2 separate regions of the Homo sapiens genome follow, and region 2 is linked to region 1. The links are chromatin loops, found by intact Hi-C in ENCODE. Cell type or tissue: HCT116. All regions are shown on one strand. Links, peaks and the distances in the headings refer to the core of each region. The heading gives the core; the rest is flanking DNA. Region 1 holds the start of ENKD1 (enkurin domain containing 1). Region 2 overlaps NUTF2 (nuclear transport factor 2).

Region 1 (14,895 bases), core at 6,652-9,151:
GTGAACTGTACCTAGCATCTCCACTGCTGCGTGCCCTGTGGTCTGTGAGGTTCCATCTTTTGGGAATGTTCTCTTCTGCTGTCCCTTTGACTAATTGCTACTTGCCCTCAGGATCAGCCCCACCATCACTACTTCTGAGAAGCCCCCCAGCCTCGCCCTGCAGCAGAGCCAGGGTCTCTTAGTCCTCTGTTACCTCTGTGACTTCCCTCCCACCCCAGAACTCAGATCAGGGTACAGTTGCCTGTTGGCCAACAAAATGGATAATACTTCTGGCTCCCTGAAGCAGGTACCTGGAGCTGGGCCTTGACCCGGGACTCCACCTTGTCGTACTTGGGTGAGCGCCACAGAGCTTTCAGGGGCCTGGGCTGGCCCTGCTCCCGGCTGCGCTCCTGTTCTCTGAAGCGCTTCTGAATCTCCCTGATCCGCCTCAGGTTCTCCTTCTCATGGTCCTTAGGGTCCTTCCCTGGAGAAAAGATGCCCCCAGGTTCTGCCCTACATGGGGCCCACACAGTCCAACTTCCACTAGTTCACACACAGGCCTGCCCCCTGCCTCCTACAGAAAGAGCTCCCTGACCTCTCCAACTACCTTAGACCCTACACACACTCTCCCTCATCACCGTGTTCCCTTCCTCATGTAGTAAGTATCACAGGATGATTTTCTCCATTATTATTATTATTATTATTATTTGAGACAGGGTCTCACTCTGTCACCCAGGCTGGAGTACAGTGGCATGATCATAGCTCACTGTAGCCTCAACCTCCCCGGCTACCTCAGCCTGCCGAGTAGCTGGGATTACAGACACACTCCACCATGCCAGCCTGATTTTTGTATTTTTTGTAGAGATGGGGTTTCACCATGTTGGCCAGGCTGGTCTTCAACTCCTGGACTCAAGTGATCTGCCCGCCTGGGCCTCCCAAAGTGCTGGGATTCCAGGAGTGAGCCACTGCGCCCAGGTGATTTCCTCCATTATTATAGTGAAGTACACCATTGAAGTACACCATAGATCATCTCATATATGACATTCATCTCTTGATCTTTGTATCCCACCTTGACTCAGTGATGGCTCATGCTTATCTTCAGCCCTGTGTTCTAGCATCTATATGGCCTGGCACACAGTAGGCACTCAACAAACAAATTTAATGGGTAACAAATGCATAAAGCAGAGCTAGGGCTTCGTGGGAACTACCTCATTCAGTTCACCTCCTTCGAGAAGGTAGCATATTTCTCCCCCTTTTATAGTTGGGGAAACTGAGACTCAAGAGATGCAAAGCCTGGGCCCACGTCAGGGTGGAAAGAGCAGCTGCTTTTGATCTCTTTCCACCCCGCACTGCCTCTCTGTCCCTTCTTCCATTCCTGGGACTTACTCTTGAGAGAGGCCCCAGGACCTAGGGAGATCCCCTCGAGTTGCAACAGCACGTCCCCGACGCCGCGCTGGCCGCGCTCCAGGATCTCTCCGGCACCGGGACCGATGCAGGGGCCACGGGGAGCGGTGGTGTCCAGGGCCCGGTCGGAAGTCAGCAAGTCCAGCTTCAGCGCGTTTCCCTCGAGGCGCCCTTGAGCTGTGGGGCGGAGCCGGGCGGAGTCCGGGGCTCAGAGGTGGAGCCAGGGCCGACCCCTGAGCCTCGCACCACCGCCAAGCCCCCGGACTCACCCGAGGTCGGCCGCCTGTAGTTGTCAGGACAGAGCGTCGGGTCTGGGGGGATGGGCCCCGAGATGCGGGACGGGCCCTCGCACATGCCGCCGGCGCCGCCCAGCAACGGTGCCCCGAGGCCTGCAGGGCTGTTTACCTCCCTCCCCGGGCCCCCTTCCCCAACCCCGGGCCCCCTCCCTCGCCCGGCACCCTGACCCTGGCGTGCCCGCCACTCCCGGGCCCCTGCCGGTCCCCGCCTGGGCCCCGGCCTCGCTCGCCACCTCCGCGACCTCTGCTCCCAGCCCACTTCTCGGTCCCGCTCGCGGCCTCTCCCCCGCGGCACTCGGGCAGGGGCTCACTCGAGAGGTTTTGCCGCCAGCCGCTGCCACCCGACGGGACTTGTTGTTGCCGGGCAACCGTGGCTTCCGTCCCCGGGGTCAGGGCCCACTGACCCCGGCGCAAAGCGTCCTGGGGCTTGTAGTTTCGGCCGAGGGTGGGCTCCGCGGTCGCCGGTTTCTCTTCCCAGCTCTGCCCTCGCTTGCTGGCCGGTCTCCGGGGTCAGCGCGGGGCCACCATCCAGCCCCTTGGGGCCCGCCCCAAGCAGCTGTCGAGGACGCACTCAGCCTGCGCAGCCATGGCCTCGGCAGGGGCGGAGAGGCGGCCGGGGGTCCAGGAGGCGACGGTCGTGGGGCAGGGACAGCTCACGGAGGAGCCCGGCAGCGCTCAGACCTCCGAGGTGACCGTCAGGCTGTTTAACCTTCAAACACAGGGCCGCAGCGCTCTGAGAGGTGGAACTGAGCGCCCCGACCCGCTAACTGCCAGGCTGGGCCCTCCAGGCGGGGAGGGGCACAGGCTGGTGTCCTTATTCCCGTTTCGGTGTCTAACGTTAGGTGTTCAGTGACGGATCCCTATGTCCTTTGCCCGGCCATGGTGACCGATGGCCTGTGTGTCATCTCTAGTGTCCAGTGGCGGGAGACCAGTTCCTGGTGCCTGCCCATGAGGCCCGCGGAACCCAGAGTGAAGACCAGCGCCCAGCAGGCGCAGCTTCGGAGTCGGAGCTCCAGGAGGAAGGACCCAAGCTGGGGGAGGAGCGGCCCAAGCCGCATGCCGGGGCGCTAGAGGAGAGAGGCCCCAGGCCCGTGGTCTCCATTGTGAGGCCCCGTCATGGTCCAAAGAGAAAGCCTGTCAAGTGAGGGGGCTCTCGGGGGGAAGGAGCTGCAGCCCCGGGGTTGGGGCACACACCACAGTAGGATTCCTAAATCCTGCACTCCTGCAGGGAGGATTCTCGTCCCCAGCCACTACCATCACTCTCCTCCCGTTCCTCAAGAGCCCCCGTGTAGGGAGCAGCAGGAGAGTGGGAGCTTCAGGGCTTGTAGGGGCCTGGGCTCACTGGCCTCTAAGCCTCTTGGGCCTGGGGTCTCATTGACCAGGAACGGGACAGGCGTCGAGCCCTGGGGCTGTGGGCAGGCTGGGCTATTCCCTGGGCCAGGGAATGGGAGCCAGGGCTGGAGCCTGGCTCAAGTCTCTTGTCCCTGGCTCAGGTCTCTCAGCCTCCCGGGCCTTCGTGCCCATCTTAAGGCTGAAGCTGAGCTGCCACCCAAGCTGCCGCTGCAGGAGGAGGAGCCAGAGGACAGCCAGAGTGAGCCCTCACCATCTGCCAAACAGCACAAAAAAGCCAAGAAGCGCAAGAGCCTGGGGGCTCCCGTGCTCCACGCTGTGGCCAGCATGGTGTCTGCACCCTTAGAGACATTGAGGCTGGAGCGTGAGTGGCAGTCCCTGGACTGTTCCTTCTCCCCCTGCCTGTGGGGCCCGACATGGCACAACCTGGCGCTCTAGCCTCTGCCCTGCCCTGGGTCTTTGCAGGAAAGGCCCAGCGCCTGCGGCCGCTGTACCAGTACGTCAACTATTGCAACCCTGAGCTGAACCAGGCAGGGAAGGGGGACGGGGAGGCTGAGGTGGAGGCAGAGGCAGAGCTGGCCCCGGTTCCCGAGGAGGGAGGTGTGGAGCAACTGCAGGCCTTGCTGCCCTTGGCAGGTGAGCTGGGCCCAGGCCTCGCTTTGCCCTGTCCCAGTCCACTAGTGACCCCCACCCATGCCCTGGCTCCCCTCGGAGAGGAGGCTGGAGAGGAGCCTGGGGGCTTGCCCAGCTTGGGGGTGAGTGACCACAAGGCCGAGGTGGATAAGTCAACCCAGGTGGACATCGACAAGATGCTGAGTGTCTGCACTGCTCCACTTGTCCCCCCGCTCTCTCCTCAGTACAAGTGACTGTCCCGCCCCACTGGTGGCTCCCCTCCTTCCACGCCTGAATTTGGCTTCAGGCTTCCTGTGGGCCTAGGCCCTCTGGTGGCGGGGGCAAATTTGGCACCTGCCCCCACTTGGGACTTTGGTCTTGCTGAAAATAAATATTTTTCTTTTTCAAAGACTTTGTGATTCCCCAGATAGGTTGCCTGAAATGGGTAAGAGGATGGAGGACTCAACAGTGCAGGGTTTGAGGCCTGAATGGTCATCTGCATCACCTGAGACTTTGACAATGACAGATTCCTTTGTGCCACCCCATGCCTCACTGAATCAGGGTGGACCTGGTGCTGTGTGTTTAGGTGAATCTGAGGGTCAGGCAGCTAACTGGGTGATGAAGAGGGAAGTGAGAAGGAGGAACTTGGGGCAGAGAAAAGAAAGGGTCTGTTGGGTCATGGGAAGCAGGTGTTTGGCCCTGCTCTTCTGTCTCCTGGGGAAGGGCCTGCATTTGGTCTCACCTTGAGGGGATCAAAACTTGGGATCCTCCTAGGAGGTAGCACAGAGTTCTTTTGCCTGTCACAACAGTGACAGCTTTGGGATGTTTCCTACTCATTGCCAGACCATAGCTGGACCGGACCTTGTCTGTGGAGTAGCCTCTGGTCACAGGTGACAGGGCATCAGTGATGTTTTCCTGGCAGGCAGGGGTGGACAGGGGCAGTAAGTGCATCTGGGACCCTGAGGCCAAGCCACTGGATGACAGCTGTGTCCAACCGGCAAGGATCTCTGGGAAGAGCCAGCCAGTGTTGGCCATTTTGGAAACTGCACATCCTGGGCCTCCTGTGTGTTCCTTGGACACCACAAACAGACACAGGGAATTTTAAGTTCATGGAAATTTCCCCTTCCTCCAACTGGCTTTTCCTCCTGTATCTCATCTGCACAATTGTTTAAGCTAGAATCTTGGGTGTCACCCCAGACCCCATCCTGTTCTTTGCTCCCTGATTCCTACAAGCTAAGCAGACATTGAGGCCAGTGATCCTACCCTTTCAGGCTGAGAACCTCTCGGACCCCACAGTCAGCACCGTCGCCTGGACCACTGTCATCTCCAGGTGACAGCCTCACTGGTCACCCTGCCTGTCATCCCTTGGCCCACGGATCCATCCAGTGGCCCTGTGACACACACACCTGAGCCCCTGATGGTGTCACTCCCCCTTGGGATTCCCCTCCTCTTGCCCCAGCTACCTTAGAATTCAGTGGCTTCCGGTAATTCCCTGAGCAGTTACACCTTTTCCTCCCTTCACTCTGTGCATGTGGGGCTTTCTCTGCCTAAAATGCCTTTATTCCCACCTCTCCCCCTGGCTAGTGCACGCACACCTTTGAAAACTTGGGATTCTGCTTCCTGGGGAGCCAGACAGCACCCCATGTTGCCCTGCATTGCAGCCCCTGCGCATTGCTATCATGTGGGTTATAACTGTCATCGGGATTAGACCGTGAGCTCCCTAAGGGCACATCTCATTGCATCACATCGACCTAGCCAGAGGGCCCCTTAAAAGGCACCAAGGTGATGAGACTGAAGTGAGGGGTGGAGGAAGCTGCAGAGAGGGACAGGCCAGAATCTGAAATGCTGAGGCCATCCCGAGGCCACAGTCTAATATGTAGGTTCCCTGGAATATGGCCTGGCAAGGTCACTGGAGGGAGTAGGGTGGGCAGGTTCAGGTGGGAAAAGCAGGGTCCCCTTTCTGGCATCATCCCAGCCTGCTCCCTCCTTTGACAGGGTCACTTGGGTGCTCACTGGCCCCATGACAAGCCATGGGGGTCAGGACTTTTTTTTTTCTTTGAGACAGCATCTCGCTCTGTTGCCCAGGCTGGAGTGCAGTGGCACAATCTTGGCTCACTGCAACCTCTGCCTCCCGGACTCAAGGATTACAAATGTGAGCCACCGTGCCCGGCCAAAAATTTTTTTTGTGGAGATAGGGTCTGTGTTGCTCAGCTTGGTCTCAAACTCCTGACCTCAAGCAATCCTCCCTCCTTGACCCCCCAAAGTGCTAGGATTACAGGCATGAGCCAAAACACCCAGCCAAGATAATTGAGCTTAACCTCCTTGCTTTATGTTTGGGATGGCAGAGGCCTGGAGAGAAGTGGCCTTGCATGAGACCACACCCTGGGATCTAGGAATCCCTGTCTTGAGTTGTGCAGGATCTGCCGACCTGGGGGCTCTCTGGCTAAGGCCGGACCCAAGAAGGCCTCTGTATCTTTGTGCGGTCTCCAGGGCTGGAAGCGTGAACGAGGCCAGCACTGATAAGGAAGAGCTGGTCCTGTCTTCTCACAGGTGAGGCAGGAATTAGAAATCGTGGGAGAACTAGTCTGCAATTCCTGAGGCCTATTACCCAATGGACTTGTCTAAGCAGGGTGGGTAGTAGGAGCTGCAGAAAGGACCAAGTCCCTACTGCTCCTAGAAGCTCGCTGTAAAGAGGAAATGCTACATTATTTAGGGAGACGTGTAGCTGGGCGTGGTGGTCTGTGTCTGTAGTCCCAGATATTTGGGAGGCTGAAGCAGGAGGATCGCTTGAGCCCGGGAGTTCAAGACCAGCCTGGGCAACATTTTTCCCTGTCTCAAGAAGTAAAAATGATGCAGCCATAAAAAAAAGAATGAAATCGCGTCCTTTGCAGCAACATGGAAACGGCTGAGACCATTATCCTAAGAAATTAACACAGGAACAGGAAAGCAAATAGCACACGTTCTCACAAGTGGGAGCTACACATTGGGTACACATGGACACAAACATGGGAAACACAAACATGAGACTATGAGAGGGGGCAGAGAGGGGGTGGGGTGATTGTTGAAAAAACCTATTTACTATGTTCACTACCTGGGTGATGAGACCAATCGTCCCCCAAACCTCAGCGTCACACAGTATACCCATGTAACAAACTTGCACATGTACCCCCCGAATGTAAAATAAAAGTTGAAATTATATATTCAAAACAAGTGGCCAGGTGCAGTGGTTCATGCCTGTAATCCTAGCACCTTGGGAGGCTGAGGGGGGCACGGATCACTTAGGCCAGAAGTTCAAGACCAGCCTGGACTATGTGGTGAAACCCCGCCTCTACTAAAAATACAAAAATTAGGCTGGGGGCGGTGGCTCATGCCTATAATCCCAGCACTTTGGGAGGCCGAGGTGGGTGGATCACGAGGTCAGGAGTTCGAAACCAGCCAGCCTGGCCAACATGGTGAAACCCTATCTCTACTAAAAATACAAAAAAATTAGCTGGGCACTGGTGGCATGTGCCTGTAATCCCAGCTACCTGGGAGGCTGAGGCAGGGGAATTGCTTGAACCAGGGAGGTGGAGGTTGCAGTGAGCTGAGATTGCGCCACTCCATTCCAGCCTAGGCAACGAGAGCAAAACTCCATCTCAAAAAGAAACAAACAAACAAAATTAGCCAGGTGTGGTGGTGGGCGCCTGCAGTCCCAGCTACTTGGGAGGCTGAGGCAAGAGAATTGCTTGAACCGGGGAGGTGGAGGTGGCTGTGAACCAAGGTGACGACACTGCACTCCGGCCTGGGTGACAGAGTGAGACTCTGTCAAGAAAAGAAATAAATAAAGAAAGGAGGGAGGGAAGGAAGGGAGGGAGGGAGGGAGGGAAAGAGAAAAAAGAGAGAAAAAAAGGAAAAGAAAGAAAGAAGACAAGAAAAGAAAAAAGAAAAGAAAAGGAGAGGGAGAGAGGGAGGGAGGGAGGGATGGAGGGACATGCAACCTCAGCTCAACTGAGGACCAAGGCTGTGGAACCACAGGTTGGGAGGTGGCTACTTTGCTGAAGTCAGAAGTGGTGACCGGGCAGTCCTCCAGCTGACTCCTGAGAGAGAGAGGTGGTGCCTTCCAGGCAGAGGACATGCCAGGGACAAAGCCCTGCTAGTATGGAAGCTGCCACCTCTGCAGGAGGGCTCTTAGTGTGGCTGGAGAGGAGGGCATGGCCATATGGAAACCAGGTTGGTCAAGTCCGGGGGTGAGGAGGAAGGGTGTGGATAGGGAGGGATCTTGGCGTGACATTCAGGAGAGGCTGCTTGGCCAGCAGGGTGATGGGCAGAACAGGAAAGGAAGTGGCTGCCATCGTCTAGGTGAAAACAGTCCTGGATTTGGCTGGAGGTTGAAGAATAAGCGACAGGTATTTGGGAAGTTCTCTTCTGGTTGCTGTATCTGACGAGCCAAGCTAACTGCATTTTTACTGTCCTGGAAAAACTTTATTTTGACCTGAGGAAGAGCTGGTAACATCCTGAGATTTGGAAACAGGTCCTGGGAGATGCTACTGCCTTCTTCCAGGAGGGGGTGCTGCCGGACAAGTCTAGAACCAGTGTGGGTTCAGTCACCCATGGAGACCAGAACCCTGTGGGCTCCCTTGGCCACAGGCATCTGGGCACATCTGTCTTCCCCATCCCCAGTGTGGGACTGACCAGCTCTGATGCCCAGGATAACTCGATGGTAAAGACGTCTGAGGGAAGGGGCCATGCACCACTCTGGCCGTGAATCTAGGCTCTGGGGATTCCCTCAGAGGAACCGGGGTCCTCATTAAAGCAGCTCTGCATTCAGCCCACTGCAGTACCCTCCCCCCAGCACATTCTGGGAACCCGAGTGCCATTCTGGGTTGGCCACATGGCCCTTTCTTATGTGGGAGCATCTAAGTCAGGCTTGTGCTTTCCTGGTCAATTCCCACATTTCAGAGTGACCTCGACATCCTAGCAACACATGGGAGGACTGAGCTGAGCTAACTGTCCCAGGGACAAGGGGGCAGCCTCCCCTTTAACCTTCGGTGTCCTGCCTGGTGGTGGGTGCTATCTGCATTTCACCTCCTAGTTCAGGCCAGGCCGAGGCTCCTGCCACAGGGAGGGGCAATGCCGGGCCCTCAGGTCTGAAGATTCCCAAATGCTGGGAGGAAGCGTGGTTCAAGGTCAGGCTCTGTGGTTAGATGGTCCTGACCAGGCTCCTGGCTCCATCATGTACAATCTACAGGAGGCAAGTAGCTTTGCCCTCTGTGCCTCCATTTTATGATCTGAATGATGAGAATATTTACCGTCAGAGAGTGGTTTGGAGGTTAAGGGAAATAATAACATACACGTTTGCCCTGAGGGTCAGCATGCAGTAGGCACACTCCAACCCTATCCCTTGTTATTCCCTCTCACAAGGACATCTGAATCCAGGAAATTACAGGAAAACAAGCCTGGTGACGTCTAGAAGCGGTGCCAAGAGGAAGAGGAAGCCCTCCCTGGGCTTTTCTGGCAAGGAGCCCAGGGCAGGGAAGAGGGCGGAAGGTTAGAGAAGGGAACAGAACTTGGTCCAGGCTGAACGATCCTGGCAGGCTGGTCAAACAAGCAAAGGGGAACGCATGTCTTTTCTCAACACCGTGCCCCCCCGCCCCCACCCCCCGCCGCCTCTGGCAGAGCTGGGTAGAAGGCTGGCCCTGTGCAGAGCACAGTCAAGAGCATGGTGGGTGATTGGCCCTCGGGTCCAGCCACAGCTGCTCCATGGGGCACGCCTGGAGCTCTTCCTCCTCCTCCTCACCCTGTGCCACCTCCCTGAAACCACTCCTCCCCGCCACCTCAAGAGCACTCTGGCAGCCAACACCGTGACATTAAGAACAGAACCCCTCCTAACCTCCACCCCAGTGAGGCCCCAAACTCTCCCGCTATCTGCTGAGACGGCAGGCCCAGCAGCAGCCCATTAGGAAGTCCTGAGTCCTGTTCTCTGAGGAAATCTTTTCTTCTGAGGCTCCTGGGATTTGGCTATGAGGGAACAGGCAGGAGACGAGGGCTGGCAGGGGCAGCGGCCCGTGTGGCACAGTTGGCGGTGATGACCCACGCTGGCTCCGAGCTGCTGTGGAGCAATGAGTAGAGAAAAACCCCCTACCAGCCAGAAACAAGCCTTTCAGTATTAAAGAAACCCAACCTACCAAACAAAAACCACATGCCATGTCCTATTTTCTGAATTATTTATTAACATTTCTCAGATGTTCTAAAGCCCTCCCTTGCCTCCTCTCTGCCAAACCAGGGCCCTCTGTCCTACTTCAAAAGCCCAAGAGCTCACTTAATAAAGCAAGCCCCAGTCCCCACCTGGGAAGGGCCTGGTCACATGGGAGGGCAGGTGAGGGTCCCTGAGGGACAGCTTGTTGCCCTCACTGTTCCTGAGATGCCCCAGCCCAAGAACGAAACAAAACTTCTCATCATTTCTCCTCAGGCCTCAGCCGAGCTGGCCCCTCTTGTGCTTTCTCACCCTGTTAGGACTGCGGATCAGGCTGAAGGGCTCCCCAGGGTGAGCCTTTCCTGGTCCGACTCACTGGCATCACCATGAGGAGGCCTGGCGGCAGCTCTGCCCTGTGCACACCGTGGTAACCTGGCAACAGGAACATTTGCCACCCTGCAAGTCTGAGGAGCAGATGAGCCACTGGAGGGGGCGAAGTCCCAGAGCCACCTCTGGCTTCACCCAGACTCATTAAATGAAAGACACTGTCTCTGCTAGGGCCAAGTCCCTGTCATGTCTGGCTCCTGTTCCCCTCCCTGGTCCCTCTGCCCTGTGGCAAGGAGCCCAGGTGCAGGCTCATAGGTTGTTCCGCTGAAGTGCCTCACACAGGTTCTGGTTGGTGTCGGGCTCCTCCGTCAGCACCTCCACAGCCTCCCACTCCCCGGATCGGCTCGACCTCTTGATGGCATCCACCACGCTCTGCATGTACAGCCCATCCTCGAAGGAGGCGGCCATGGAGACAGGGGTGCGGTCCCAGGTGCGGCGGTCGCCCTGCCCCTGGAAGGACTGGCGCAAGGCCTGCACCATGTAGACCATGCCCTTCAGGTACAGCAGCGGGACATCCTGGGGCCCCTGCTCAGGCAGTCCTGCGCCCACTGCCAGCGAGTCCCTCAAGAGCAGCTCCTCTTGCGTGGCAGAGTTCTTCTGCCCATAGAGGTCGGCTCCCCGGGCGACGAGGCGTCCTGCAGAGCCTACCACCATGACTTCATGCACAAAGGCGCCTGGCATGTTGAAGTTGAGTGTCACTGTGCTACACACACCCCCACCCATGAGCATCTGGAAGAAACAGAAGTCATCGCTAGTGACGTGCCGGATGCCACGGATGGCAGCGTTCTGCCTCACGAATGTCTTGAGCAGCCCGTGCACCTTCTCGGCTCTCCGGCCGGTCAGGTGGGTCAGCAGGTCCACAATGTAGGTCCCCATGGTGTGCAAGCCCCCGCCGCCCATGAGCTCATCACAGATCCAGCCATAGCTGGGGCTCAGCAGGCTGCCTGAGTAGATGCGGGCATCACAGATCATCACCGCTCCCACATAGTGTTCCGAAATCAGCTGTTTCATGCGCACGAAGGCAGGCAGGAAGCGCAGCACGTTCCCTACCAGGCTCATGAGCTGCGGGTAGTAGCGCGAGGCTGTCACCATCCGGAAGGCATCCACCGATGTTGCTGCCTTCTCGCAAACCACATTCTTCCCAATACCTAACAACAGGACACAACAGGAAATCTCAAAGTTTCAAGGGGGAATCTCCAGCATGTCCGCCTGCCCTGAGGATTTTGGACTTCTCTGCCTTACAACTGCACGAACTAATTTTTTTTTCTTTTTTGTAGAGGTGGGGTCTTGCTATGCTGCCCAGGCTAGTCTCAATCTCCTGGCCTCAAGCGATCCTCCATCTTGGCCTCCTAAGTGGGACCACAGGTGTGTACCACCACGCCTGGCTAATTTAAAATTTTTTTTTTGTAGAGATGGGGTCCTCCTCTGTTGCCTAGGCAGGGCCCAAGTGATCCTCCTGCCTTGGCCTCCCAAAGTGCTGAGATTACAGGTGTGAGCCACCATGCCTGGCCCCAATTTCTTCAAATAAATCTCTGTCTTAAACACCCTATTGGTTCTGTTTCTCTGGAGAACCCTGAATAACACAGGTGGGCTAGAGAGGTGGGCACACTTCATGGACGTGTCTCTATGTTGTCATGCATTTATTAGGTCATCAGCTTGGGGCAAGGAAATCTAACCTATTTTCTAGGGGATGGACTATTCATAACTTCTACTCTTAGTCATAACTCCAGAGAGGGCCCTAAGATTCCCTGCAGATTGTTCTCTGAAAACACTGGTCCAACAAGTTAGAGTGGCCCAAGGCTAGAACATGTTTGGCTCCGGCAGGAAGGGAAGGAAGTGAGAATACCCTTTTTGCCCTCACACCCATTCTGGGTACGCTGCAGCCAACACGCACCCAGAGGTAAACAAAGCTGGACAAAGCCCTGAGGAGAGTGCTAGAGGATAAGCAGCTGGGAACTGAAGGGATGAATGCTGCTCCATGTTTCAAGATGAAAGCTTGTGAGGATATGAGCAGCCATGAGACACTAACACCTGCAGTGTTCCTGCGAGCTTTGTGTGGTTCAAGTCGAAGGAAATCCTGTGCTAATACTTTAAATAGAAAACTTAGAAAGCCCAAAAAGCAGTATGGACTAGACACATACAGAAGTTTACAAGTCATAGTAAGCCAGAAAGGGTAAAGACACCCTGGCAAAAACCCACGAAAAAGCTCTCCAATGTGCAATAGCTTCTCGGAATAAAAGCCAAAGTCCTTACAAAGGCCCCACCCATAAGGTCTTGATACATGATCTGTGCACTCCTCCAAAATTTTCTTTTTAAAAAAATATTGAGATAGAGTCTCACTCTTGCCCAGGCTGGAGTGCAGTCGCATGATCTCGGATCACTGCAACTTCCGCCTCCTGGGTTCAAGCGGTTCTCCTGCTACAGCCTCCTGAGTAGCTGGGATTACAGGTGCCCACCACCACGCCCGGCTAACTTTTGTATTTTTAGTGGAGACAGGGTTTCACCATGTTGGCCAGGCTGGTCTCCAACTCCTGACCTCAGGTGATCCACCCGCCTTGGCCTCCCAAAGTGCTGGGATTAAGGCATGAGCTGCCATGCCTGACCACTCCAAAATTATCTTTTTGACTCTTTGCCTCCTGTGGTCTCTCGGTTGCTCATCCTGCTCTAGCCACTGAATGTGAGATGGGGGCTGCTGTGCAGAAGGACTTGGGGATTGGGGAGAGGCAATGATCACGAAATGCTGAAGGACTGAGAAGGCAGGGGTGGGTTAGGAAACGAGACTGAAAGCATTACACAGAGCCTACATGCAATGTGGAAAACTGGATACCAAGTCTTGGGCTGGACTAATTCATGTGCTTACCCTTCTAGTTGAAGCCCATCTGGGCAATGTGTGCACCTGGGCTTCTCCTCCACAGCCATCCAGGCTCCACTCTGGCACTCCACAGGTACTTCCTGGTTGGAGGGGCAGCCTTAGGCCTGGATGCCTGTGACCTGGGGCAACCGGTCACAAGAATGTGCCTTCTCCAGGTATGTGCATCTTCAGTAACCATGGTGCTCATCTTCCCTCAGGCCCCCAAACATTTTCTGAATGTTTTCAGATGAGGTAATGGTTAAGACACAGATTATTTCTGATGGCTCACTGCAGGGTGCAGCTTACCCTGATGGACCAAGATGGATTCTGTTCACACAGGCTCAGGAGGGGCCAGCTTACAGCAGAAACAATAGTAACTACAGACAATAAATCTTGCAACAAAAACTAAGAAAACTTCATAGAGATGGCCAATGTCTTGGCTGGGCATGGTGGCTCACGCCTATAATCCCAGCACTTTGGGAGGCCAAGGTGGGTGGATCACCTGAGGTTGGGAGTTTGAGACCAGCCTAACTAGCAGGAAGAAACCCCGTCTCTACTAAAAATACAAAATTCGCTGGGCGTGGTGGCACATGCCTGTAATCCCAGCTACTCGGGAGGCTGAGGCAGGAAAATCACTTGAACCCGGGAGGTGGAGGTTGCGGTGAGCCAAGATTGCGCCATTGCACGCCAGCTTTGGCGACGAGAGTGAAACTCTGTCTCAAAAAAAAAAAAAAAAAAGAAAAAGAAAAAGAAATGGCCGATGTCCCACATGATGGATGGGCCCCAGGACAACTGACTACCCAGGAAGAGTCAATTACTGGTGCTGGACTCAAGCTTTGGAGCCAGAAATTCCTGTGCTCAAATCTTGGCTCTCTCACTTCACTGCTAGATGATCTGGGAAGTTTCTAAACTTCCCTGGGTTTTTGTTTACTACTATAACTGTAAAGCAGGATTTTACAGTTACAGGGGAAGAAAGGAGGACTAAGGCAACCAAAGCAGTATATGTAAAGTACCTGGCTCAGTACAGCTCTGTCAACAGTACATTTTATTACCATCGCCAAGGGAGGGATTCAGCCAATGTCGTAAATACAGAGAAAAAAAGCCCATTGTGACTTGGATTTTAAGACTTGGCTGGGCGTGGTGGCTCACGCTTATAATCCCAGCACTTTGGGAGGCCAAGGTGGGAGGATCACTTGAGTTCAGGAGTTCAAAATCAGCCTGGGCAACATAGCAAGACCTAGTATTTATTAAAAATAAAAAATAAGCCAGGCGTGGTGGCGTGTACCTGTAGCCCCAGCTACTTGGGAGACTGAGGTAGGACGATCCCTTGAGTCCAGGAGATTGGGGCTGCAGTTTGCTGCGATCAAGCCACTGCGCTCCAGCATGGGTGACAGAATGAGACTTTGTCTCAAATAAATAAATAAATAAAAGACTCACATAGAAACTACATTTTCCAGGTAAATAATTTCTTTTTTTTTTCTTTTTTTTTTTTTGAGACAGAGTTTTGCTCTTGTCGCCCAGGCTGGAGTGCAATGGTACGATCTCAGCTCACTGCAACCTCTGCCTCCTGGGTTCAAGTGACTTTCCTGCCTCAGCCTCCTGAGCTAGCTGGGATTACAGGAGCCTGCCACCATGCCCAGCTAAGTTTTTTGTATTTTTAGTAGAGATGGGGTTTCACTATGTTGGCCAGGCTGGTCTTGAACTCCTGACCTCAGGTGGTCCACCCACTTTGGCCTCCCGAAGTGCTGGGGCGTGAGCCACCGCGTCGGCCCCAGGTAAATAATTTCTATGTTCTGTACTTTGAAAATCTGATTTAGTTTCTTCTTCCTTTTTTTAAGAGACGG
Region 2 (14,895 bases), core at 10,648-13,147, 190 kb after region 1:
ACTGGCTCCTGCCACCATGCTTGGCTAATTTTTGTATTTTTAGTAGAGACAGGGTTTCATCATATTGGCCAGGCTGGTCTCGAACTCCTGACTTTGTGATCTGCCCACTCAGCCTTCCAAAGTGCTGGGATTCCAGGCATGAGCCATTGTGCCTGGCCACACCTGCTAATTTTTATATTCTATTTTTTAGTTTTTGTGGAGACAAAAGTCTCACTATCTTGCCCAGGCTGGTCTTGAACTCTGGGCTCAAGCAATCCTCCTGCCTCAGCCTCCCAAAGTCCTGGGATTACAGATGTGAGCCACTGTGCCCAGCCAAGTTTTACAACTTCTTGTAGAGACGGGATCTCACTGTGTTGCCCAGGCTGGTCTCAGAACTCTTGAGCTCAGGTGATCCTCCTGCCTCAACCTCCCAAGTACTGGGATTATAGGGAACAGCCACCACGCCTGGCCTGTTGTGCATGGCCTTCTTTTTGAGATGGAGTTTCGCTCTGTCACCTAGGCTAGAGTGCAGTAGCATGATCTCAGCTCACTACAGCCTCTGCCTTCCAGGTTCAAGCAATTCTCCTGCCTCAGCCTCTCAAGTAGCTGGGACTACAGGCACGCGCCACCACGCCCAGCTAAATTTTGTATTTTTAGTAAAGATGGGGTTTCACCATGTTGGTTAGGATGATCTTGATCTCTTGAACTCTTGGTCTGCCCGCCTTGGCCTCCCAAAATGCTGGGATTACAGGCGTGAGCCACTGCTTGCCTGGCCTGTGCGAGGCCTTCTAGTCCCCTGCTTGGAGCATGGGTTTGTGGCTTCTCCTCCTTTCACTGAGACCCTCCTATGGTCACTTTAAGTGCCCAATAGTTGTTCCTGTGGTGGTACCCATCAGGGCATCTTCCCAGGCACCAGACAGGAATTCTCCACAGAGGTGGGAGGTTCAGCAGACCTGGTCAGGGAGGCTCCTTGGATGTTCCTTCAACAGATGGCCCTTGCCTGGGGGCTTACAGAGGGAAACAGGAGACAGCAGGGACTTTGGAAATACCAATAGCGCTTGTTTTAGAATCCAATTCAGACCATTTTCGTTGAGGCCTCCAGGACAGAGGAATAGTCCTTTTGGGGCAAGGGGAGTGAATCCTAAAAGTTTTCCACAGAATAGACATTGAAAGTTGGGCATGATTTCTTGGCCGGGCACAGAGGCTCACACCTGTAATCCCAGCACTTTGGGAGGCCAAGGTGGGTGGATCATCTGAGGTCAGGAGTTTGAGACCAACCTGGCCAATATGGCAAAACCCCGTCTCTACCAAGATTCCAAAAAATTAGCAGGGCATGGTGGCAGGTACCTGTAATCCCAGCTACACGGGAGGCAAGAGAATTGCTTGAACCTGGGAGGCGGAGGTTGCGGTGAGCCAAGATCGCGCCACTGCACTCCAGCCTGGGCGACAAAGGGAGATCTCTGTCTTTAAAAAAAAAAGTTGGGCAGGATTTCTTTAAGCTGAGGTTGAGCCGAACCTTGTGCTGGGTGCTGGTTTGTTTTTTTTTTTAATTAATGTTTTGATAGGGCATTTGAGAATGATGTTTGTGTGTTTGCAGTTCAGTTTGAGTTGGCTACCCCTTTCCTGGCTTTGTGATTCTGTGATTCTCTCTTCCTTTGATCATATATGGCAGGAATTCTTGAGTCCCTCCCTCGGGGAGCCAGCAGTGTATGGATTATCCTTGGAGTGACTTAGGTCATGTGATATTATTCACCCTCTTTTTCCTCACCCTATCAGCTGGAGTGTGCCCTCCTGGGCAGAATGCTTTGCTTGGGTCTGGGTTTGGCTGGGAACGTGTCTTAGTGGCCAAGGGAGAGGGACACGAGGCCCAGGGTGGCCTGCCTAGGGGCCACAGGGCTCCTACTGCTGGCTGACCAGTGGCCAAGAACTTCTTTTCATTGTCTGGGGCGTTACTCATTTGTTGCTGTACCTGCTGTGTGCCAGCTCCTTAAGCCCCCAGGCTGGAGACAGGGCTGCTATGGGGATAGGGAACCCTTATTAGAGAGGGGTTTCTGGGGTACCTGGGAACTGAGGGCTGTTTGTCCCAGTGTCCTCAGTAAACTGGGGGAATTTTGGAATGTTTGTTTCTTAAAGTCTCGAATGATTCCATCAGAGCCAGTGGGTCTCCCGAGGGCAGAAACTGGAAAGCTTGCTGCCCCAGGAAAGAGCTCTGTGTGGAGATACTGGTTCCACTTGCAGGTGGTTTCAGGACTAGGAGAATGCAAATTCTCAGTTGTCCTAAGGTGTAAAGCTGCTTTGACCTGCTGAGTAGGTGCTCAGGTTCTTCCATTCTGAGGCTCCATGGAGCTTGCTGATTTCATAGGGGAAGACAAGGCCTGGGCTGCATTCCTTGCCACCCGATTTTTTTTTGGCGGGGGGGGGGGATGGGGGAAATGAGAATAACTTTATTTCATTGCGGGGAGTGGGCAGATGTCCAGCCTCAGAACTTCTGGAACTGCTTCTTGGTGCCAGCGGCCTTGGTGACCTTGAGCACGTTGAAGCGTACTGTCTTGCTCAGGGGCCGGCACTCACCCACTGTTACGATGTGGCCAATCTGGACGTCCCTGAAGAAGGTGGACAGGTGTATGGACATGTTCTTGTAACACCTGATTTTGTCACTTAGGTGCTTTCTGCTACTCCACATTGGCTCTCAGCTGTTTGCATCTCGGCCAGTTTTTTTTTGTTGTTGTTGTTTTTTGAGACAGTCTCGCTCTGTCGCCTAGGCTGGAGTGCCGTGGTGTGATCTCAGCTCACTGCAACCTCCACCTCCCAGGTTCAAGCAATTCTCTGCCTCAGCCTCCTGAGTAGCTGGGATTACAGGCACCCACCACCACGCCTGGCAAATTTTTATATTTTTAATAGAGACAGGGTTTCACCATCTTGGCCAGGCTGGTCTTGAATTCCTGACTTCATGATCCACCTGCCTCGGCCTCCCAAAGTGCTGGGATTACAGGCGTGAGCCACCATCCCTGGCCCAGTTTTTTTTTTTTTTTGCTTTTGTTTTCCTTTTTGAGTCGGAGTTTTGCTCTCGTTGCCCAGGCTGGAGTGCAGTGGCGTGATCCTGGCTCACTGCAACCTCTGCCTCCTGGGTTCAAGCAATTATCCTGCCTCAGCATGCGGAGTAGCTGGGATTACAGGCGCCTGCCACCACACATGGCCAATTTTTTGTATTTTTTATAGGGATGGGGTTTCATCATGTTGGCCAGGCTGGTCTCAAACTCCTGACCTTAGGTGATCTACTTGCCTTGGCCTCCCAAAGTGCTGGGTTTACAGGCATGAGCCACTGTGCCCGGCCCCATCTCGGCCAGTTTTGTGGACATTCTAATGCTGGCTATGCCAGTGGCCTTTTGTGGTCTTAAATTCTTTCTTAACCTCTTGGAGTCTTTGTTTCCTTGTCTATAAAGTGAAGATAATCATACCAGCTTCACAGGGCTTGTTGTGAGACTCAAGTGAGAGAATACAGAAGTGTTTGACTCACAGGAGGTGTTCCCTCCACCACTCTGTGGACGCCATGGTCATCCCTTTATTCCCTGCTCTTCTCAGTCTCAGCGTGTCACAACAGTGTTGGCCAGGCCACAGGAGTGGTCACTTAGGGGTCTCAAGCCCCATTAGGGGAGCCAAGTCCATGTTTACCTGACAATCAAGTTCATGGCCTGAGGCTCAGTTCACAGATGGGAGCTGTGTAGAAGGAATGGGGCCCCAGAGGTCTTCTCAGTCACTGGGGAAAGGGAGGTTACATAGGGAGTGAGTGCAGAGCAGAGACCAGAATGCAGGTCTCGGGATTCAGCTGGGCCAGTCAGGGAAGCCCAGTGGCTCTAGAACCCTCCCTGCAGGCAGAAGAGGAGGAAGGGGCCCTTAGGGTGCTGTGGGCACCTAGACCTCAGGTGACAGCCCCAGGAAAGGATTCTGTCTTGGCCAGCCATCTGGGCTGATTGCACTCCATCCTTCAGCCAGGGGAGTGGCGGGCCAGGCAGTTTCCATTCCTGATTCTAGGCCATCTCCATGGTGTGGGCGAGATACCTACCTTCTTCCTAGCTGTTGACCTAGTATTCACCTAGGAACCCATACTGACTCCTTACAGCTGGGTCCTGCTCCATACCCCATTCATTACCTCCTAACATCCTACAATTACTAATGATGGGACAGAGTCAAAGGGTCAAATAACAAGGGAGAAGTGGAGCAGGCTAGAGGCCAGGTCTTTGAGGGTGTGGCTGTGCCTGCTGTTTAGCCACAGCTGTCTCTCACTAGGACCTTGGGAATGAGAGAGTATTGGGGCCAAGCCCCAATTGCCACATGCCATAGACAGATAGCTGGGTGGACAACAAATAATTGTTTCCTCACAGCTTGGACAGAAGGTGTGGGTGGAGGGGAAGTGGGTCAGTAGGCCACTTGAGTGGAGTTTGCCCAGAACTTACTCCTCCTCCAGAGAAGAAGGGCTGGCCTCTCAGCCCAGGCTCTGACACACTCATGCACTTAGTCAACAAATAGTTTGTTTGAGGGCTGGGCCAGGTACCATGGGAACAGGGATGACTAGGGGTGCTTTGTCAGGGAGATAGACCGTAAACAAATACCAAACTGTGACAATGTCATGCAGTGATAAGTGCTAAGAAAACAATACAGGAGGCAAAATGGGTAATCAGACAGCTACTTTATTATTTATTTATTTTAATTGAGACCGAATCTCACTCTGTCGCCCAGGCTGGAGTGCAATGGCATGATCTCGGCTCACTACAATATTTGCCTCCCTGGTTCAAGTGATTCTACCACCTCAGCCTCCCGAGTAGCTGGGACTATAGGCGCATGCCACCATTTCTGGCTAGTTTTTGTATTTTTAGTAGAGACGGGGTTTCACCATGTTGGCCAGGCTGGTTTCAAACTCCTGACCTCAAGTGATCTGCCTGCTCAGCCTCCCAAAGTGCTGGGATTACAGGCGTGAGCCACTGTACCTGGCCACTAGACAGCAACTTTAGACTAAGGGGTCAGGGAAGGTGTGAATGAGGAGGTGACATTCGAGCTGGCACATATGTGACACACGAAGATCTAGGAAGTAGAGTGGTCCAGATAGAAGGAGCAGCAGTTACAAAGCCCTGCGATGAGAACAGACTCAGCATGTTCCAGATAGAGGAAATTGCCTGGTGCAACTGTAGAGGAGGGGAGGGAGTGGCAAGAGATGAGGTTGGACAGCCAGGAGGGCCAGGTCACCTAGGACAGGATAAGTGGTTGAGACTTTGTTCCAGGTGCCATGGGACAGAATACATAGTAGCACCCCTCCTCAGACCATAAAATCGGGGGACTTCCAGAAGGACTGACACCCAGCAGTGTCTTCCTGTCTGGTTGCTGCTGCTCTGCCTTCAGGACACTTTTTTTTTTTTTTTTGAGACAAGATCTCACTGTGTTGCCCAGTCTGGACCTCCCTGGCTCAAGCCATCCTCCTACCTCAGCCTCCCGAGTAACTGGGGCTACAGGCATATTCCACTATGTCCAGCTTTTTTTTTTTTCCTGTAGACATGAGGTCTCACTATGTTGTCCAGGCTGGTCTTGAACTGCTGGGCTTAAGCAGTCCTCCTGCCTTGGACTCCCAAAGTGTCCGAGGGATTACAGTCATGATTACAGGTGTGAGCCACCACACCCGCAAGACGCTTTTTACACTCTGGCTCCGAGGGTTTGTTTTTGTTTGTTTGTTGAGATGGAGTCTCACTCTGTTGCCCAGGCTGGAGTGCAGTGGGGTGTTCTCAGCACACTGCAACCTCCACCTCTCAGGTTCAAGCAGTTCTCCTGCCTTAGCCTCCCAAGTAGCCGGGATTACAGGTGCATGCCACCACACCCAGCTGATGATTTTTTTTTTTTTTTTTGAGGTGGAATTTTGCTCTTGTTGCCCAGGCTAGAGTGCAATGGCACAATCTCGGTTCACCGCAACCTCTGCCTCCCGGGTTCAAGCGATTCTCCTGCCTCAACCTCCTGAGTAGCTGGGATTACAGGGAAAAATTAGCTGCCACCATGCCCAGCTAATTTTTTGTATTTTTAGTAGAGACGGGATTTCTCTATGTTGGCCAGGCTTGTCTGGAACTCTCGACCTCAGGTGATCCACCCGCCTCAGCCTCCCAAAGTCCTGGGATTAGAGGCGTGAGCCACCGCGCCTGACCTGATTTTTGTATTTTTAGTAGAGATGGGGTTTCACCATGTTGTGCCCAGGCTGGTCTGGAACTCCTGACCTCAGGTGATCCACCCGCCTTGGCCTCCCAAAATGTTGAAATTACAGGCGTGAGCCACTGCGCCAGGCCTTTTTTTTTTTTTTTTTTTTTTTTTTTGGAGATGGAGCCTCACTCTGTCACCCAGGCTAGAATGCCGTGGGTCGTTCTTAGCTCACTGCAGCCTCCACCTCTCGGGTTCAAGCAATTCTGCCTCAGCCTCCCGGGTAGCTGGGATTACAGGTGTACACCACCATGGCCAGATATTTTATTATTTTTTTTTTTCTTTTTTTTTGAGATGGAGTCTGGCTGTGTTGCCCAGGCTGGAGTGCAGTGGTGCAATCTCCACTCACTGCAAGCTCCGCCTCCTGGGTTCACGCCATTCTGCTGCCTCAGCCTCCCAAGTAGCTGGGACTACAGGTGTCTGCCACCACGCCCAGCTAATTTTTTGTATTTTTAGTAGAGACGGGGTTTCACCATGTTAGCCAGGATGGTCTTGATCTCCTGACCCTGTGATCCGCCCACCTTGGCCTCCCAAAGTGCTGGAATTACAGGTGTGAGCCATCATGCCCAGCCTTTTTGTTTGTTCTGAGGCAGAGTCTTGCCCTGTCACTCAGGGTGGATTGCAGTGGTAAGTTCACAGCTCACTGTAGCCTGGACCTCCCAGGCTCAGGTGATCTTCCCACCTCAGCCTCCTGAGTAGCTGAGACTAAAGGAGTGAACCACCATGCCCGGCTAATTTTTAAAATTTTTTGTAGATATGGGGCTTTGTTGCTGAGGCTGGTCTGGAACTCCTGGACTCAAGTGATCCTCCTGCGTGGGCCTCCCAAAGTGCTGAGATTACAGATGTGAGCTACTATGCCCAGCCTTGGGCCTGAGGGGTTTAAGCCATGTTGGCTATCAGTTTCCCTGTTGGAGGAGTCCTTTCCAGGCTGTGCCTCAAGGCTGTGTTTTTGGCCTCCGTGATAGCATGTGTGGAGGATAGCCACGACTGGTACCAATTTTGGGGCCCTCACTGTAGGCCATGCAAATCTGCTGGCATTCCCTGTGGGCTTCAGCAGACACATGAGAATCTTTCTGTGTGCCAGTCTGGAAGGAGTGATAGCGTCTTCTCGATCACTCTCCTGCCTCAGGCTAGGATCTCTGTCTGCTCTGTCTGCTTTGCTGAGATGGTAGAACAGGGTTGTGACCTCGAAGGTTTGAGAAAGCTGACATCATCCTCCATGAAAACTCCTGTTGTTTGGACTCTAGGTTTGATGTGGAACTCTTCTGCCTGAGGCCTTTGTTTGGAGGTGGAAGCCCTGGTTCAGGACTGCCTTGCCCCTTTCTGAGAGAGCCAGGCTCAGAGGAGTGCTCTCACTGATGTAGTCTGTTCTTGTCTCCAGGCCCACGTTGTCACTAGAAGTCCTGACTCTGGAGAGGCCTCCAAATCTGGTCAGTCCAATTCCACCACCTATCAGCTGCTGACCTAGAGCGAGTTGGAGTTGGCTAACCTCGCTGAATCTCCTTTTGGTCATCTCTAACAAGGGGGTTGACTCACAGGGTGTGGTTACAAACAAGTGCACATAAGCTCTTTGCACATTTCTGTGCCTCATATGCATTAGTGAAAATGAAGTGTTCACAGCCAGACAGTTATTTTGAGTTTTGTTCTTGGAAACACTTAAAATTGGAAGATAAAAATGGAGTTTTTCTGTTGTCTAACGGGATCTCCTGGGTCAGAGGTTTTAACCTGGGATCTATGGCTGAACAGTTGAAAATTATTCACAAGGCTGGGGCATCTCTACCTCTGTGCAAATGTGTTGGGAGAGGGCCACAGTTGCTGAGACATTCTTGGAGGGTCTTTGCACTCACAGAGACCTAAGGGTCAGTGAAGGCTGGTGTTCAGTGGGTGAGAGGTCATCAGAGTCTTTTCTGCTCCTCAAGGAGCCTGGCCTCAGCCTGCGGACTGTTGGGGTGAAGCAGGAGATGGTGTGGTCAGCGGCCCTCTCACAAGAGCTGTAGGAGAAGCTGTCATGATGGTCAGTCCCCAGTCTAATGTGAGGCTGCCTCTGAGCCCGGGCTTTTTTGTTTCCAGCCTGTTACTTGCACAGTAAATGTGTTAGAAACAAGATCAGAGCTTGCTGGCTATTCTGGGGAACATCTTCCAGCCTGGCCTGGACCCCTCCCTCATGTTGCATGGGGATAGGATGGGGGCTCTGCACTCTTGCTTCTTTTTTTGGACTCAAGAGTGTTGCCTCCCGTGGGAAGGGTGGGGATCGCAGGAGGGGACTTTCCTGTGTACAAAACATGGTGAGCAGGCTCTCGGTAGGTTCTGTTGTGTCTGTATGTAGCTGGATCGAGGTAGGAGGGAATGGCTTAGGGAGATGGGGATGAGGGTGGATGGCCACCTGTGGAGCTTAGGGAGTTTGGCCTTTAAGCCAAAAGCAAGGGTGTTTGTAGGGGAGGAGCATGGTCAGCTTTGTGGTTTAGAGCTCAGGGATGCAGAGTTAGCAGAAAAAAGAGACGGGCCTTGACCAGAGGACCCAGTGTCAGCACTGATGTACCAGGTGAGCTTAGGGCAAGACCCAGCGACATCACTGGATGACAGTGGATTCTGACTATGTGGCTGTTGTGATCACTACTTGGAAATAAACACAAGACAGTGAAGCAGGCCTCAATCCCACATAGTTTTGAAGGTTCCTTGTCATTTTCTGGGAGCCCCTGATGTGTCCTATTCCTCAGAGAGCTTACTCTTCCCCACTCTTCTCTGCCCTACCAGGCCAAAGGGTCTTTCTCTTCCTTTATCCCTCCACCCCATTTCCTTCCACCACCACTTCAGTCAAGGAGTTTTTGTATCAGAAAGTTATCACAGGCCAGTTATGGTGGTGCACGCCTGTAATCCCAGCACTTTGGGAGGCCAAGCTGGGTGGATCACTTGAGCTCAGGAGTTTGAGACCAGCCTGAGCAATATGGTGAAGCCTGGTCTCTACAGAAAACACAAAAAGCAGCCAGACGTGGTGGTGCTTGCCTGGAGTCTCAGCTCCTTGGGAGGTTGAAGTGGGAGGATTGCTTGAGTCCTGGAGGTCAAGGCTACAGGGAGATGAGATGGCATCACTGTACCCTGACCTGGGGGACAGAGCGAGACCCTTTTCATGCCCCGGGACATTTGCTGGTGCTGTTTCTTCTGGTTGGCATACCCTTTCTGAGGACTGCCCAACTTTGCTCTGAGCCAAGGGTAGAAGGAGATGTGGCCCTTATCCATTCCTCCAGCTTTTCCCCTACCCTCAGAGCTCTTAGGCAGTGGGTATGGCACCTTGGAAGCTGCAGCAGGGTCAGGGCACATTGAGTGACTAAGCATAGCAAGTACCAGGTGGACGGGGCAGAAATGCCAGAGGTGGGAGCTGTGCTCTGCCTTAGGTCCTCTAAGTTTGTGTGTGAGTACAGCCAGTGTCTGACCTCTTGGAAATGTGACCAAGACCACAGTGAAGACTAGATGATGGTCCTGTGCTTTCCCCACTTGTTGATTTCTTTCTTGGCAGAGTATGAACTAGGACACACCTTGTGTTCCTGTGTGGCAGGCGTGACTGGATCCAAGCTTTCTCCCCTGCTTGCTTTAGATTTTCCTGGACATTTCTTAGTCATCCCAGCACTGAGCTTCTATTTTTAGTGCCACTACCTCCTAGGGGACCTAAAATAAAGCTGGCTTAGCTTCCTGCTCCCTCATTGGCTTGAGTGTTGGTCACAGAGCGGAGGATTGGCTGCGTTCTCACTCTTTCCCTACACGATTCCTCCCCGCTGGCTCCTCTGGCTTTGGGCGAGGTCACACGGACTGGAGTGAGCTAGCACTTACCATGTTGAGCTGAGGGCTTTATCATGTTCCTTTAGAGAAGCTTCACAACCACCGGCACTGTCAGGTTGCCATCCCCATCTTATAGTGGAGGAGGCTGAGGCCCTAAGAAGGGCAGTGACTTGCATCAGATCCCACCACTGCGAATGCTTGTCTGCTGGGGTGGAACCCACCTCCTCACTGCTTTGGTTCAGAGTCCTATTATCAGGACAGAGGGAGTGGGCTCCTCTACAGTTGGGGCCATCCACAGAAAAACATGTGGGTCTGCAGTCAGGGGATCTGCAGCAAGATGTGGGCTTCCCTACTTGGAAGCAGCCTAGCAAAGCCCAAGCGGCTCTCCCATCTGGGGCTTGGGTTTTCCATCCAGTATCCTTACAGCCATGGTCTCTAGTTGGGAGGGGGCCTCCTCTCAGAGACCCGAGAGAGACAGCTCCTTAGGGTAAAAGCAATGCTGGGATGAGGGGATATGAAGGGATGACACGTTTCCCTTCACAGCCTCCATCCCCTCTTCCCACAACCCTCAGCTTTCCCTCTGATCCTTGAACTCATGTCCCCAGCTCTGAAGTGGGTAGGAGTCACTCCCATCAATGAAGAAATATCCTAGAAAGGGCCAGGTCAGGTAATCACCTGGCCTCGGGGAAGTAAACTGCCCCCATGAGACTAAGGGATCACTTGCTGTTTTTGGCAGAGGAGGGCCCTTGGCTGGGTACAGTGGCTCACGCCTGTAACCCCAGAACTTTGGGAGGCCAAGGCGGGTGGATCACTTGCAGTCTGGAGTTCGAGACCAGCCTGGCCAACATGGTGAAATCCCATTTCTACTAAAAATACAAATTAGCTGGGTGTGTTGGCAGGCGCCTGTAATCCCAGCTACTCTGGAGGCTGAGGCAAGAGAATCACTTGAGCCCAGGGAGCGGAGGTTGCAGTGAGCCAAGATCACGCCATTGCACTCCAGCCTGGGCAACAAGAGTGAAACTCTGTCTCAAAAAAAAAAAAAAAAAAAAAAAAGAAGAGGGGCCTTGAGAATCTCCCCACATCCTCACTGGGTCTTCCATCTGTCAGCGTAGCCCTGGGACAGTGTTGGGGGCCTGAGGGCTGTAGTACAAAATAGTACACACACACAGGTATCAGTTGTTCTTGGCTGTAAAGTGGGAAGAATAGCAATAACTCTGTCCTTGCAGGTTGTTGAGAGGATTACATGGAAAGATACTGGAGGAGTGCTTAACTCCTCCCATAAGGCCCCTCCCCTTACTGGGCTTTCAAGGGCCTGCTCTGACCTTTCTTTGTTGTAGATCTACCCTTAGCACCCCTCCTGTGTGCTCCACGACCCTATCATCTATGTGTCTCATCAACCAAGAACTCAAAGGAGAGGCTGGGTCTGATCTACCTCTGGGCTCCTAGCACTGGTCTGGCTTGGGAGGGGTCTCCTGCCAGTTCCCCAGGGCCTGTCCGTGTTCTCTGAGAGAACAGATCTCAGCAAAGGACTCCAGGAAGGCCAGTGAGGGGTGGGGGTCAGTGGCTGGTCACCTACTCTCATGGTACCAATGCTTCCCTCCTGGTCTCATTGGTCTTGCAGGTCTCCGTGAGGCCGGGTGACGCTCCAGAATGGGAGACAAGCCAATTTGGGAGCAGATTGGATCCAGCTTCATTCAACATTACTACCAGTTATTTGATAATGATAGAACCCAACTAGGCGCAATTTACGTAAGTTTCCAGCTCTAGGGCCAGAATGGACCCTAGGGGATCAATTTGGATGTTGGGCCAGTGTGTCCAGTTCACAAGTTCTGGCAGCCCTATCTGGACTGGCTACACCTCTGTATCTGAACTTTTGTCCACGGGACAGGGGTCTGACGCTTGGCCCAAGTAATTACCTGGTCTATACTTTTCCTTTTGTCAACTTCCACAAGAGTGAGAATCCTGCTGTTCTGGGCTTGCCATTCCATGTGGCCAGCATTTGTCATGGCACATGGTTTTGGATTGGGCAGCAACAGGCAGAGGTTAGGGCTCATGGTGCCCTCTGGAGGCAGCAGCCATGAGCATCCTCAGTGCAAAGCTGAGCTCTCTTGGAGGCCTGGGGTCCAGCTTCCTTTTGGATCCAAGGCTCCTGAATGCTCATGGAAAACAAATGAGGTTAGCCCAGGGAGGCTGATAGGTCATTTCACAAACCCTTCTATGCAGGCATTGCTGGCTGCTCTTTTTTTTTTTTTTTTTTGAGATGGAGTCTTGCTCTTTCGCCAGGCTGGAGTGCAATGGCTCGATCTCAGCTCACTGCAAGCTCCGCCTCCTGGGTTCAAGTGATTCTCCTGCCTCAGCCTCCCGAGTAGCTGGGATTACAGGCGCCTGCCCCCATGGCCAGTTAATTTTTTGTATTTTTAGTAGAGATGGGGTTTCACCATGTTGGCCAGGCTGGTCTCGAACTCCTGACCTCGTGATCCTCCCACCTTGGCCTTCCAACGTGCTGGGATTACAGGCGTGAGCCACTGCGCCCGGCATTTGCTGCTCTTTTAACGATGTTCATATACACCAAGAACTAATTGTACTTGACTCTGCCTGAGAGTCAGTCACAAAAATGTGATTGATCAGGCAGGTGAGCCCAGGATGGGGGTGTTAGGAGTAATCCAGGCACAGTCTCAGAGCCTGATTGGGCTGACTCTCCACAGTCTTCTGTGTCTGTCTCCAGAAAGTCAGTGTCCATTCAGAAATTTTGGAAAAAATAATGAAATTTTATTAGTGGAAGACCAATTCCAGCACAGATATTTGATTGTCATTATCATAGTAGAGTTTTTTTTTTTTTTTTTTGAGACAGAGTCTCACTCTGTCAACAAAGCTGGTGTGCAGTGGGGTGATCTCAGCTCACTGCAACTTCTGCCTCCTGGGTTCAAGCGATTCTTGTGCCTAGCCTCAGGAGTAGCTGAGGCTACAGGCATGCACCACCAAGCCTAATTTTTTTTTTTTCTTGAGATGCAGTCTCACTCTGTCGCCCAGGCTGGAGTGCAGTGGTGCAATCTTGGCTCACTGCAATGTCCATCTCCTGGGTTCAAGCTATTCTCCCATCTCAGCCTCCCAAGTATCTGGGACTACAGGCACGTGTTGCCATGCCCGGCTAATTTTTGTATTTTTTAGTAGAGATGGGATTTCACCATGTTGGCCAGGCTGTTCTTGAACTCCTGACCTCAGGTGATTTGCCTGCCTCAGCTTCCCAAAGTGCTGGGATTACAGGCATAAGCCACCGCGCCCGGCTACACCTAATTTTTGTATTTTTAGTGGAGGTGACATTTCACCATGTTGGCTAGGCTAGTCTCCAACTCCTGACCTCAGGTGATCTGCCTGCCTTGGCTTCCCAAAGTGCTGGGATTACAGGTGTGAGTTACCATGCCCAGCATAGAGTTTTTGAAACCTTGAAGTGATCTGACCTGAGATCCTGGCACTTGTGCCTCATTATCACTCTCCCTTTTTTTTTTTTTGAGATGGAGTCTCACTCTGTCACCTAGACTGGAGTGCATTCATGCGATTTTGGCTCACTGCATCCTCTGCCTCCCAGGTTCAAGCAATTCTCATGCCTCAGCCTCCCAAGTAGCTGGGGTTACAGGCACGCACCACCATGCCCAGCTAATTTTTGTATTTTTAGGAGAGACGGGGTTTCACCATGTTGGCCAGGCTGGTCTGGAACACCTGACTTCAAGTGATCTACCCACCTTGGCCTCCCAAAGTGCTGGGATTACAGGTGTGAGCCACTGCACCTGGCCTCATTATCTCTTAAAGCAGGCCTGAGCCAGAGAAGAGAGTTAGCAAGGTCCTAAAAGAACAATTTATATTTATTATTTCATAATACTCAGCACATTACCCCTTTGAAGGTTAGGAAACTAAGACTCAGAGAAATAACTTACTTAATGTCACAGCTAGTAAGCAGCAGAAGCCCTTTTGAGTTCTGCCCTTGAAGGCTGTGGAAGGGAAGATTTGAGGTGGAACTAAGCTAAGTGGGTTACATTTGAGATTTTGCTTCTTGGTGGTAGGGAGGGTCCCAGACTAGGCCTTGGAAGGCCCTGTCAGCCTCTATCTCTCCCTGACCCCATGGGTATCCAGAAGGCTAGCTAGAAAGTCCACAGTGGAACTTAGCCTCGGCCCTGGAGGGTGATGAATGTGGAATTTTTCCAAGTTATTTCTGATGACTTTTTTTTTGAGATGGAGTCTTGCTCTGTCACCCAGGCTGGAGTGCAGTGGTGCGATTTCGGCTCGCTACAAACCGCCGCCTCCTGGGTTCAAGCAATTCTCCTGCCTCAGCCTCCTAAGTAGCTGGGATTACAGGCGTGCGCCACCATGCCTGGATAATTTTTGCATTTTTAGTAGAGTTGGGGTTTCACCATGTTGGTCAGGCTGGTCTCGATGTCCTGACCTCGTGATCTTCCCGCCTTGGCTTCCCAAAGTTCTGGGATTACAGGCGTGAGCCACCGTGCCTGGCCACATTTCTGATGACCTTTTGGGACTGACACTGACTGACCACACAGCAGGATGGCTGAGCTCAGGCCAATATAGCCCTCCTGGGCCTATGCATATCAGAGACCATATGACTTCTTAAATACAAATGGGAAGTATATTTTATTAAATAGTCTTTCAAAGCCTGGGCCCAGGGTCAATGGGGTAGAAGATGTTGATAGTGTAATGTTTGGGGGCTATACTCAGTCTCCTTCTTTAGACAGGGAAACTGAAGTGTGGCCACACTTCTCCAAGCAAGGCCCTTTTCAGAGTCTTTCCAGGGCCTTAGAGATACTTGTACTCTGAGGCCCCAACCCTGGGGTTTCCTGTGCCTTTTTCAGATTGACGCGTCATGCCTTACGTGGGAAGGACAACAGTTCCAGGGGAAAGCTG

The links. Peaks named below come from ENCODE experiments on the same cell type or tissue, not always from the same donor. Only the 100,000 strongest peaks of a DNase experiment are listed, where the experiment ranks them.
Region 2: it touches region 1 in a loop (8-fold over the local background); 8 of 110 quality-filtered maps call a loop at or near these places.

What each region holds. Positions count from the first base shown.
Region 1 is chr16:67,664,706-67,679,600 of GRCh38, forward strand. ENKD1 (enkurin domain containing 1) reads right to left here and starts at 2,045. Exons shown (of 7, transcript NM_032140.3): 1 at 1,653-2,045; 2 at 1,366-1,560; 3 at 291-463. The coding sequence starts at 1,737. C16orf86 (chromosome 16 open reading frame 86) reads left to right here and starts at 2,109. Exons shown (of 4, transcript NM_001012984.3): 1 at 2,109-2,367; 2 at 2,591-2,820; 3 at 3,173-3,393; 4 at 3,495-4,050. The coding sequence starts at 2,266. The coding sequence ends at 3,895. It overlaps GFOD2 (Gfo/Idh/MocA-like oxidoreductase domain containing 2), which reads right to left. Exons shown (of 3, transcript NM_030819.4): 3 at 9,831-11,348. The coding sequence ends at 10,450. RefSeq lists silencers at 1,617-1,886, 2,227-2,276, 2,297-2,346, 2,427-2,476 and enhancers at 8,387-8,446, 12,361-13,317, 13,318-14,273. In HCT116, for the core only: a CTCF peak has its summit at 8,174 (motif pointing right); a DNase peak (open chromatin) is centred at 8,176.
Region 2 is chr16:67,853,497-67,868,391 of GRCh38, forward strand. NUTF2 (nuclear transport factor 2) reads left to right here. Exons shown (of 5, transcript NM_005796.3): 2 at 11,606-11,733; 3 at 14,844-14,895. The coding sequence starts at 11,635. Among named protein-coding and RNA genes, the nearest start is that of EDC4, 12 kb to the right of the region's middle. In HCT116, for the core only: a CTCF peak has its summit at 12,044 (motif pointing left); a DNase peak (open chromatin) is centred at 12,017; H3K27ac peaks cover 820 bases.